Regions from separate parts of the Mus musculus genome. Here region 2 is linked to region 1. Evidence: chromatin loops called from intact Hi-C (ENCODE). Cell type or tissue: heart. All regions are shown on one strand. Each heading gives the region's core, and the rest is flanking DNA. Links, peaks and the distances in the headings are about the cores only.

The links. A loop is a pair of places that touch in the nucleus more often than their neighbours do. Peaks named below come from ENCODE experiments on the same cell type or tissue, not always from the same donor. Only the 100,000 strongest peaks of a DNase experiment are listed, where the experiment ranks them.
Region 2: a loop joins it to region 1, with 2.4 times the contacts of the local background. A loop is called at or near these places in 11 of 42 quality-filtered maps.

The regions. Positions count from the first base shown.
Region 1 is chr3:108,280,160-108,284,550 of GRCm38, reverse strand. It overlaps Sort1 (sortilin 1), which reads right to left and starts at 487. Exons shown (of 20, transcript NM_019972.3): 1 at 111-487. The coding sequence starts at 410. In heart, for the core only: a CTCF peak has its summit at 2,012 (motif pointing left); a DNase peak (open chromatin) is centred at 570; H3K4me3 peaks cover 1,233 bases; H3K27ac peaks cover 1,685 bases.
Region 2 is chr3:108,335,467-108,339,857 of GRCm38, reverse strand. It overlaps Sort1 (sortilin 1), which reads right to left. Exons shown (of 20, transcript NM_019972.3): 9 at 1,923-2,067; 10 at 892-1,047. Among named protein-coding and RNA genes, the nearest start is that of Mybphl, 27 kb to the left of the region's middle. In heart, for the core only: no CTCF peak of the experiment used is centred there; no DNase peak of the experiment used is centred there.

The sequences.
Region 1 (4,391 bases), core at 271-4,270:
GGGTCTCGCGCTAGCCTCGAAGCGTGCAATGGGAGCGGAGCGGCCGCCTGGGGCCGCGGGCCCGGAGGGGCGACCCAACCGGGGCGGGCGCCCGGGCCTCGCGCGCTCACCTGGTGCGTATTGTTGGTCAGCTTGGCGATGAAGTCCGGGAGGCGGCCGCAGTCTTGGTCCTCGGCGGGCGCGCCGCGGCGCCAACGGCCAGCGCGGGGGACGGGGCCCCCGGGCGCGGCGGCGCGCAGCCCCCAGCTCACCCCGACCGGACCGGCCCAGCGCAGCAGAGGAGGCGCGGGCGGCGGCGGCGCGTCCAGCCGGTCCTGGCCGACGGCGGCAGGAGGCAGCAGTTGAAGGAGCAGGAGGAGGCCGAGGGGCCAGCGCAAAAGGCCGTCCGCAGCTCCCCGGGGCCGCTCCATCGCTGCCGAATGCAGACGCCGCTGACACCTGCCACCCGGCGCGCCCGCCCACCCCCGCCGGCGCTGCGCCACACCCCCGAGCTCGGCCCCGCGCTGCTTGGATACGCGCAGCCGGGCCTCTCCTCCCCAATAGGCTGGCCGCCTGTCCTTCTTTCCCGGCCCACTCCTCATTGGCTCGCGTCGCCTCCGGCTTCGGGGGTCCTGGATTCGGATGCCAAGATGCGGGACTGATTGGCTGGAACGTGGCAGGGACGGCTGAGGTCATTCTCCACCGTCGCTCGGCGTCTGCGGGCTGGGCTCCCGGAGTTGGCCTAGGGGTTACCCCTCTCCCCTCCCCGCTCAGCCTGCAGGTTGGCGGCGCTTCCGGAGACCCTCGGGTTAGGGTTGGGTCACGTTGCCGCCTTCTCCACCCTCCTCCCAACCCCCCTCCAAACGCTCCTAAAAATTTCCTTCGGTGGAAACCGCGCCTGGGAAAGCCAGGGAATCCCTGAACTACTACTCTCAGTTGGAAAAGGGGCTCCGACATAAACTGGTACATTAGGATTTTAACCCCGGCTCGCTGGCTCGCCCATTGTCTGCTGAAGGAGCCAAGAAGGTGAATGCGAAAATCCTATGGGGCAGATGAACATCATTACACCCGTGTCTCATGGAAGCCGCAGAAGTCTTTCCAACATGTTTGGCCTCAGTCACCTTCCTCATCTGCAGGGAGGTAGTCAAGAGGCGAAAGTACTTTTTGGCTTCTGCGGACTTGGAAATGTAGGTAGCTTTGCCACCAAGTGTAGGTATACGGGAAGAGAATTGCCTAAAGCCCACTTTATATATTATCATTTTAGTACAGTCACATTCTGATTTTAGTTACCTAAAGCACCCTTAGCCCTGCAGTAAGTGCATCACACCAATTCCCTCACTGAATATGATGCCTCCTAAATGAATACCCACCTCCAGCAAATAACCTCCCCACTGTTCCCTACACCGCAGAAGCTGCTCACACAACTTTTAGAACATGCAGTGCTGGTAAAACCAGTTCTAAATCCTTAACTTCACTCCACCTCTTCCCAACATTTCAAGTTGTTCAGTCGGAACTCAGGAAGCCAGATAAAAAGATACAAAGTATGCAAAATGTTATACCAGAGTGGAAGCCATTGGAAGTTACTTTTAACTTTAACAGTAAACTCAAACGGCAGGCCTACCCGAGTATGCACACGGAATAGTACAAACAAAACTATTTACGTACTCGGGAGTTTTTCCTCTCCCCAAAACCACAGTAAGAAGGGAGCTGTGAAGCTCTGGAAAGCGGAACAGGATGGCAAATCAACAGAAAAGCCCTCCAGTTTCTGAGCCACTGAACAAGATAAAAACTGATGAGTGTGTTTTCTTTCCAGAAATATAAACGCCACATTATTTATTTTTAAGCACAACTTATTTTTAATTCGTGTCAAGTATGGATTAGATCACAAGGCAGTCAGTTACAGTAGCATGTGACCAGTTACGGAGGGGAAAAAGGGGGCTACAAAGGAATATTTCTTTGTTTGGGTGACAAAGATGAATGGTCTATTGTCTTACTATGGGGAAAGAAGAAAGCTAACTCAACAGTGCTACCTGCTGGAGAAACTACCAGATACATCTTTTAGCTATTTAGTTCCATTAACGTTTAGATTTTGTCAGTTTGTTGAACTGGGGAGTCTTTTTTTGTAGCCCAGGGTGGCTTAGAGTCTTTGATCCTCCTTCACCAGCCTCCCAAGCAAAAATATCAATATGAAGTAATTATCACAAAGCTATACCTTTTTGTATGTAAGATCATTTCTTGAACACAACATTTAAAGAAAAGTAACCATCTCTTTGAATTATTCACATTGTAATTATAGCAGATAATGATACTTACTGTTCTCAGTTATACAGACATCCTGCCTTAGCAATAGGAGGGACTGTAAGCTGGAGGGCTACACTATGTTTTCCCTTCGCTTTTTTCTCTGTATATTCTTGAGTGACACACCTCTTCAAAGCAACGTATTCTTTTCCACATCTGCATTAATCTATAGTGTTAAAAGCAGTACTGGACCTGGAGCAACGGCTCAGCAGTTAAGAGCTTACAGGATACCTGGGTTTAGATCCCAGCACCCACGTGGCAGCTCACAACCACCTGTAACTCCAGTTCCAGGGGATCCAATGCATTCTTCTGACCTCCTCAGGCTCCTCATATATACTTGGGTACATGTGCGTGCGCGCGCGCACACACACACACACACACTCACTCATACACATTAGAGATGATTGCCTCTTTTTCCCACTAGAGGTACTTTTCTTAGACTGTGGGAGACTACAGATGACCTTTCACAGCTATGACAGCTTCCCAATAAAATTCTTAAATGACTGGTGGTTAGAATATGCTTGGGCCAGAGAGTGGCACTGTTAGGAGATGTGGCCTTGGAGTGTGTCATTGTGGGTGTAGGCTTTAAGACCTCATCCTAGCTGCCTTGAAGTCAGTCTTCTCTAGTGGCCTTCAGATAAAGGCCTCCTGCACCATGCCTGTCTGGATGCTGCCATGCTCGAACCTCTGAACCTATAAGTCAACCCTGATTAAATGTCCTTATAAGAGTTGCCTTGGTCATAGTGTCTCTTTACAGCAGTGAAACCGTAAGACAATGACTAAGTTGATACAAGATTCCAGGGGCTAAATCTCACATGATACAGGATTAACATCATAACAGGATTAACATCAGTAGAAATCTGCAGAATGTTGAAAATAAACCCAAGTTGCTTTCATTGTATGTGTGGGCAAAACTTCTTCCTTTGCTGAACTGATGTTTTCAAATGTGTTTCAGCACACGCTACTTTTCACTACACTGAATTTTGTATGAAATCAGCTACCATATTACTACTATTTAGTATCAGAGTACAATTTCCTAATGAAAGATTACACAAAGCCCAGCAAATAATTCCTAAGCCATCAAATGAACCGCAATTGACTAGAGGACTAGCCATGCTTCAGCCAATGCAAACCACATCTCAAATTGCTGTTGAGACTTGCTGGTTACTCAAGACTTGGTGATCTGAAACCTTGAAAATCTTGAGATCAAGTCCCAACAGGTTTTTGCTAATTTAAAACAATTTTTAATTTTTAAAACTCCTGTGGATATTGTCTTCATGTCTACATAGCAGGTGTATGCCTGGTGTCTGAGGAGGCCAGGAGAGAGTGCATCCCTGCCACTGGAGTTATAGATGATGGTGAGTTGCCATGTGGGTGCTAAGAACCACACCTGGGTCCTCTGGAGGAGCAGTAAATGCTCTTAACCACTGAGCCATCTCTCCAGCAACAACTTAATTTTCTATGTCCAATGACCTAGCTCTTTATCTGTTAGGAGTGTTAGGAGGTTCAAATGGAATGACTATGAGTCGCAGCCATATGGGAACAGCTCCAGTTTATAGTGCATTCCAAAGTCCAACAGAAACTCCTTCTGAATTTTACAATTCTCTTATACAGCTTAGGTATGTAACTCTCATTGCAACTGAGATCAAAACCAAGGCCATTTCTTTTTTTTTTTTTTTTTTTTTAAGTCCCCTTTCTAAGTTTTTTTGCAGCTCTTAACTTCATAAAAAGGGTACTCTTCCCAGACTGTCCATTAAGACACAAAGAAGTAGCCCCAGGAGTCTTTTGATGGTCAATGAGCAGTGTTCTCATATAAAGGAAGCAAGAGTGTATGTTTCCTTAAGAGACACTCAAGGGCCAGGCAGTGCTGGTGCACACCTCTAGTCCCAGCATTCGGGAGGCAGATCTCTGAGTTCAAGGCCAGCCTAGGCTACAGAGCTAGTTCCAGGATAGTTAGGGCTACACAGAGAAACTCTTTCTCAAAAACCAACCAACCAACCAACCAACCAACTAACCAACCAACCAACCAACCAACTAACCAACAACACCAACCCACTCAAAGACTTAAAATGGATTTCCAGTCGTATTAACATCTACTAATCACTTGGGAGGAG
Region 2 (4,391 bases), core at 149-4,148, 55 kb before region 1:
AAGCGTATAAAGTGTTCATTCCAGCGGGATGAAACAGACACAGAGATGGTGCACCTGTGAAATTACACAGGATGCAGAGCAAATGACATAGACTAAGTACTCGTGAAAACCTTTGGGACATCTAAGGTGGACTGGAAACGTGTACGAGCATGGGAGCAGATGTGAATTAAAATAGGCTAATACAGGTAATTCCCATTCAGAACGTAACACAGAAGCAGAGACCGGAAGAAGCGCTGTGCCTGGCAGACATCTGAGGCAATGGAGCTGCCTGGCAGATCTGTGAAGGATGAATGTGTGTACCTGGCCCATCTGAAGACTGTTGGGGGATAGTGTGAGTGCCACAGAGCAAATGAAGGAGAAAGCCGGAAGTGAGGTCAGGGAGGAAAGAGGAACCACTGTCGCGTGGGATCTCACAGGCCATTGCAAGTCACATATGGAAGAAAAACAGCCCTTACCTCCTGCCAAAACATACATACACAGAGGCTTTAAGGGTCTCTGTCCTTGGCAGTAATGTGTTAGCTCCCTGTGCTTAACACAGGCCTTAGCACAGAGAGCCTTACAGCAGAACACTAGAGAACATTGGCTGGCCTAGTACTAGAGTCTCTACACAGAAATAGACTGATTCAAGTTCAGGTTCAGTCCGCTAGGCCTGGCCCTCCAAATACAGAAGACTCACATTGCACACCGGCCAATATGGACCCCTCTTCCCACTGTGCTTTGCTCTGCCTGCTGCTTCTAGCATAATTTCTTTACATGATGAAGCCACAATGTAAAAAGGGTAGGCTTGTTGGCTAGGCAAGCACATGGTGGGGGAAGGACCATCGGATTCCCCTGTAGACCTCAAACCCTAGCCCACTGAGCTGAAGGAGCCAGAGCTGAGCCGAGCCTCACCTTCTGAGAGCGTGCTTGTTATATAGACCCCACGGAGGGAAGTCACGTTGGTAAAGTCCGTCTCCCCGCCTGTGGTGGTATAGAGATGTCTGTCCAGAGACTTGGAGTAGACAATGCCTCGATCATCAGAGGTAAAGATGGTGCCAAACCCGGTATCTGATATGAGCAAACAAACAGGAACACTGAGACGTGGGAGGAAACAGAGAACAAAACCGTACTCTAGTCATGACTGCATAGCCCGGCACATCTGTTTAATCGCCTTCACAGTAAGACAAAGTCTTCAAGTTTGTCTTTAATTCTAGCATCCGACTTAGAGGCTGGAACATGGGAGATGACGCATCTGCTGCCTGACATGATCAGAAAAGCCCTTCTCAGGTATATTGTGCCAGCAATGCATTGTATTTAGATTCCCACCTCATAGTTCTAAGTCTTTGCGCTTTAGAATACTTCTCAAACCGTCTTTGTTGACGGATCTTTTAAAAATTCCAATATATCACAATGTATTACAGATAGTTTTATTTAAAAACATTTATCATCAGGAAAGTAGACTAGGAAAGAAACAAAATGTCAGCCCCAACTTTTTAGCATTATGTTTAGAAGACATAAAATTGCTTTATCAAATGATTATGCATTTCTAAAGTGGGCAAAGTGGTGCATACTTGTAACTCCAGCATTCAGGAGGCTATGGCAGGAGCACTGTGAGTCTGAAATCATCTGGAGTATGGAATGAGTCCGTCTCTGTCTCCACAAAACAGCAAACAAGCCAAAAATGCCTCCTGAATATTTCCTGGTTTTCCCTGGTCACAGACAAGCTTGCAACTCATAACTACTGAACAGGTACCCACAGCTCTGGGAAGCTCTGCTCTAAAGCATTCACTACCCTCACACACTACCCTAGGCACCAGAACAAGCAGCCTTTCAGATGCAGCACATTCTCTCCAGGATAAACTTCTTCCAGGGTAAGAGGAAAACTTAACACATAAAAAGGAATTCAAGGGTGAATTGAAGGGTGGGCACTAAACGGCTCTTACCTCCAGGTTCATCTACATGCATGAAGACCATGTCCTCATTGGCTGCCAGGATGGAGTAGAACTGTTCCTGTCCCACAGAAGGAAGTTGTGCCATGCTCCATGTGTCCCCCTGGTCTGTTGACACATGGATCCTTCTTGTTGTGTCCTAGAATAAATGTACCAACATTTAATTTTATAATTTTCTGTGAAGGTGTCATGTCAAGGACATGAATAGAAACATTTTTAAAACAGTTATATTAATAATCATTTCCTCAGTGGGTACAATTGCAGCAAATTGCCAATTCTCTTCTGCATTTCTCTGGCTCCTTCATTCTGGTATAGTACTCCTAATGGCTGGCATTCCATCTCCTTCCACAGAGCTAAGGATGAAAATGGACCATCACTAGGTTGGCTCTATTACCATTTGCAAATACTTGCTTGAAATTCTCAAAATGATGATTTGATTGGCACTTAAATGTTCTGTGCCTTTAAGATAGCCGTGGCTTTAGATAATTGATCCAAAGGATTAGATACCTGATGGTCTAAAAGATAAAGATGAAATCCATGTTGGGAGACCACAGGGGACAACGGTTAAGATGAGAGATGCTTCTAAGGAATTCTCACCATAGCCATAATGAAGGAGGCTAGAATAAGATCAAAGAGTCCAAAACTCCTATAATTTTGTGAGAATCTGGCTGGCAAAGGGGTCTGCTAAGAAGGCTATTAAATCCTAGTCTCTGCTAATTAAATCAGCTGCTAGAGACCAGCAGGCACAGCTCAGTGGTCACGGCTGTATCTGGTTCTCCATCCCCAGTTCCCTCTTTAACCCCACTACTTCAATGAAAGCGATCATATTGATCGATCCATCCCTCCAGCCCATTGGGTAATTCTCAGAGTTCACTGTAAGTCAACATCTCACTTGAGTTTGCCAAACTGGCCACCACTGACTCCGGAAACACTGTCTTCACCTGGCTTTTGCAGCAGCACGGTGTCCTGATGTCCCCTATCTCACCCCTTCCTTCCACCTAGGCTTCTCAGCTAGATTCTTCTTTTCTTTGCAACCTTCAGTGGAGAGGTGCTTCAGGGCTTGCTCAATTCTCCCATCTCTTCTCTACCTCCTCATTCTTCAGAAGAACACACCCAGTCACATGGCTTTAAATACCATGTAATTTGGGAAGATTCATAAATATGAATGCCAATTTGACATTTCATCTCAGATATATAGTAGGCATTTCTTAGCCAACACAGTGAATTCTGTTTTTTCTCCCACAAACCTGTTCCTCCAATAGCCTTTGCTATGGCAGGAAGCAGCCCTGCCATTTATACAAAGACTTGAAAGTTTCTTGCAGTTTTACTTTTTTCGTCTCACAAGGGACGTCTAAGGCTCACCCAGCTGGCAATACATTTAAGTACATACATAAAAACCTCCTCCCTTCTCCCTCATCCACTGCTAACAGCCTGGTTCCAGCTCCTCTTTTGCCCCTTGAATGCTTGAGAGCCTTTCGGCTGCTCTTCCTGCTGCTTCCACCCCTGCCTTCTCTCATGTAGGATCTCTTATGCAACGTATGGATGCATCTCCTGTCAATTAAATGCTGTTGGCCTAATAGCTTAGGCAGGAAATGGGGTGGTGGAAGTTCCGGTTCAGAGAGAGGATTTCTGGGCAGAGTCCAGCTTGGGGGCTGGGAAGGGGTTGCCCTGAATTCTGAGGAAGATGGTCACATGAAACTGAAGACAAGCTAACTAGCTATAAAGCAAGACTTAGACTAGTTTAAACAGGATATTGAGTTATGAGCTAGCAGAAAATGAGCCAAAGCTTTTGGCCTAGGCATTTATTCATATATAAGAAGTCTCAGTTGTTATCCTGGGGAACTCGGGGGAGAGCGGAAAAGCCTGCAGTTATACTCACAGCTATACCTGTTCTGTCACAGTGGAGCTAAGTCATAATACGGCCCATTTGAAGAATAAAAGCCTGTGGGCTACAGCATCCCACTCCATTCTGGCCCACCTCCCATGCTTCCCAGGGCTCCGGCCACACTGCCACTCTCCTCATCTTCAGGGGGCCTGGGGTGTCTCTGTCCTTGCTGATTCCACATTTTCTTTCCTCACAGATGTTCACAAAGGGATGTCCTCCTCAGGTCACTCAGGTCACCAAGATCCCACTCAAGCACAGGTCCGTAGTAGTGCAGCCAGTTGCTGTTGCTCCCCACCCACACCAAGCTGCTGCAGTTCTTCCTAGACAGACTTCCTGCTGTGGTGGTGTAGATAGGAATGGCCCCCACAGGCTCATGTGTTTGAATGCTTGGTCCATGGGGGTGGTGCTACTTGACAGGGATGAGGAGGTGTGGCCTTGTTGGAGGAAATGTGTCACTGGGGTAGGCTTTGGGGCTTTCAGCAGCTCAAGCCAGGCCCAGTGTCTTACTCTCTCTTCCTGCTGCCTGCCCATCCAGATGTAGAACTCTCAGCTCCTTCTCCAGCACCATGTCTGCTTAC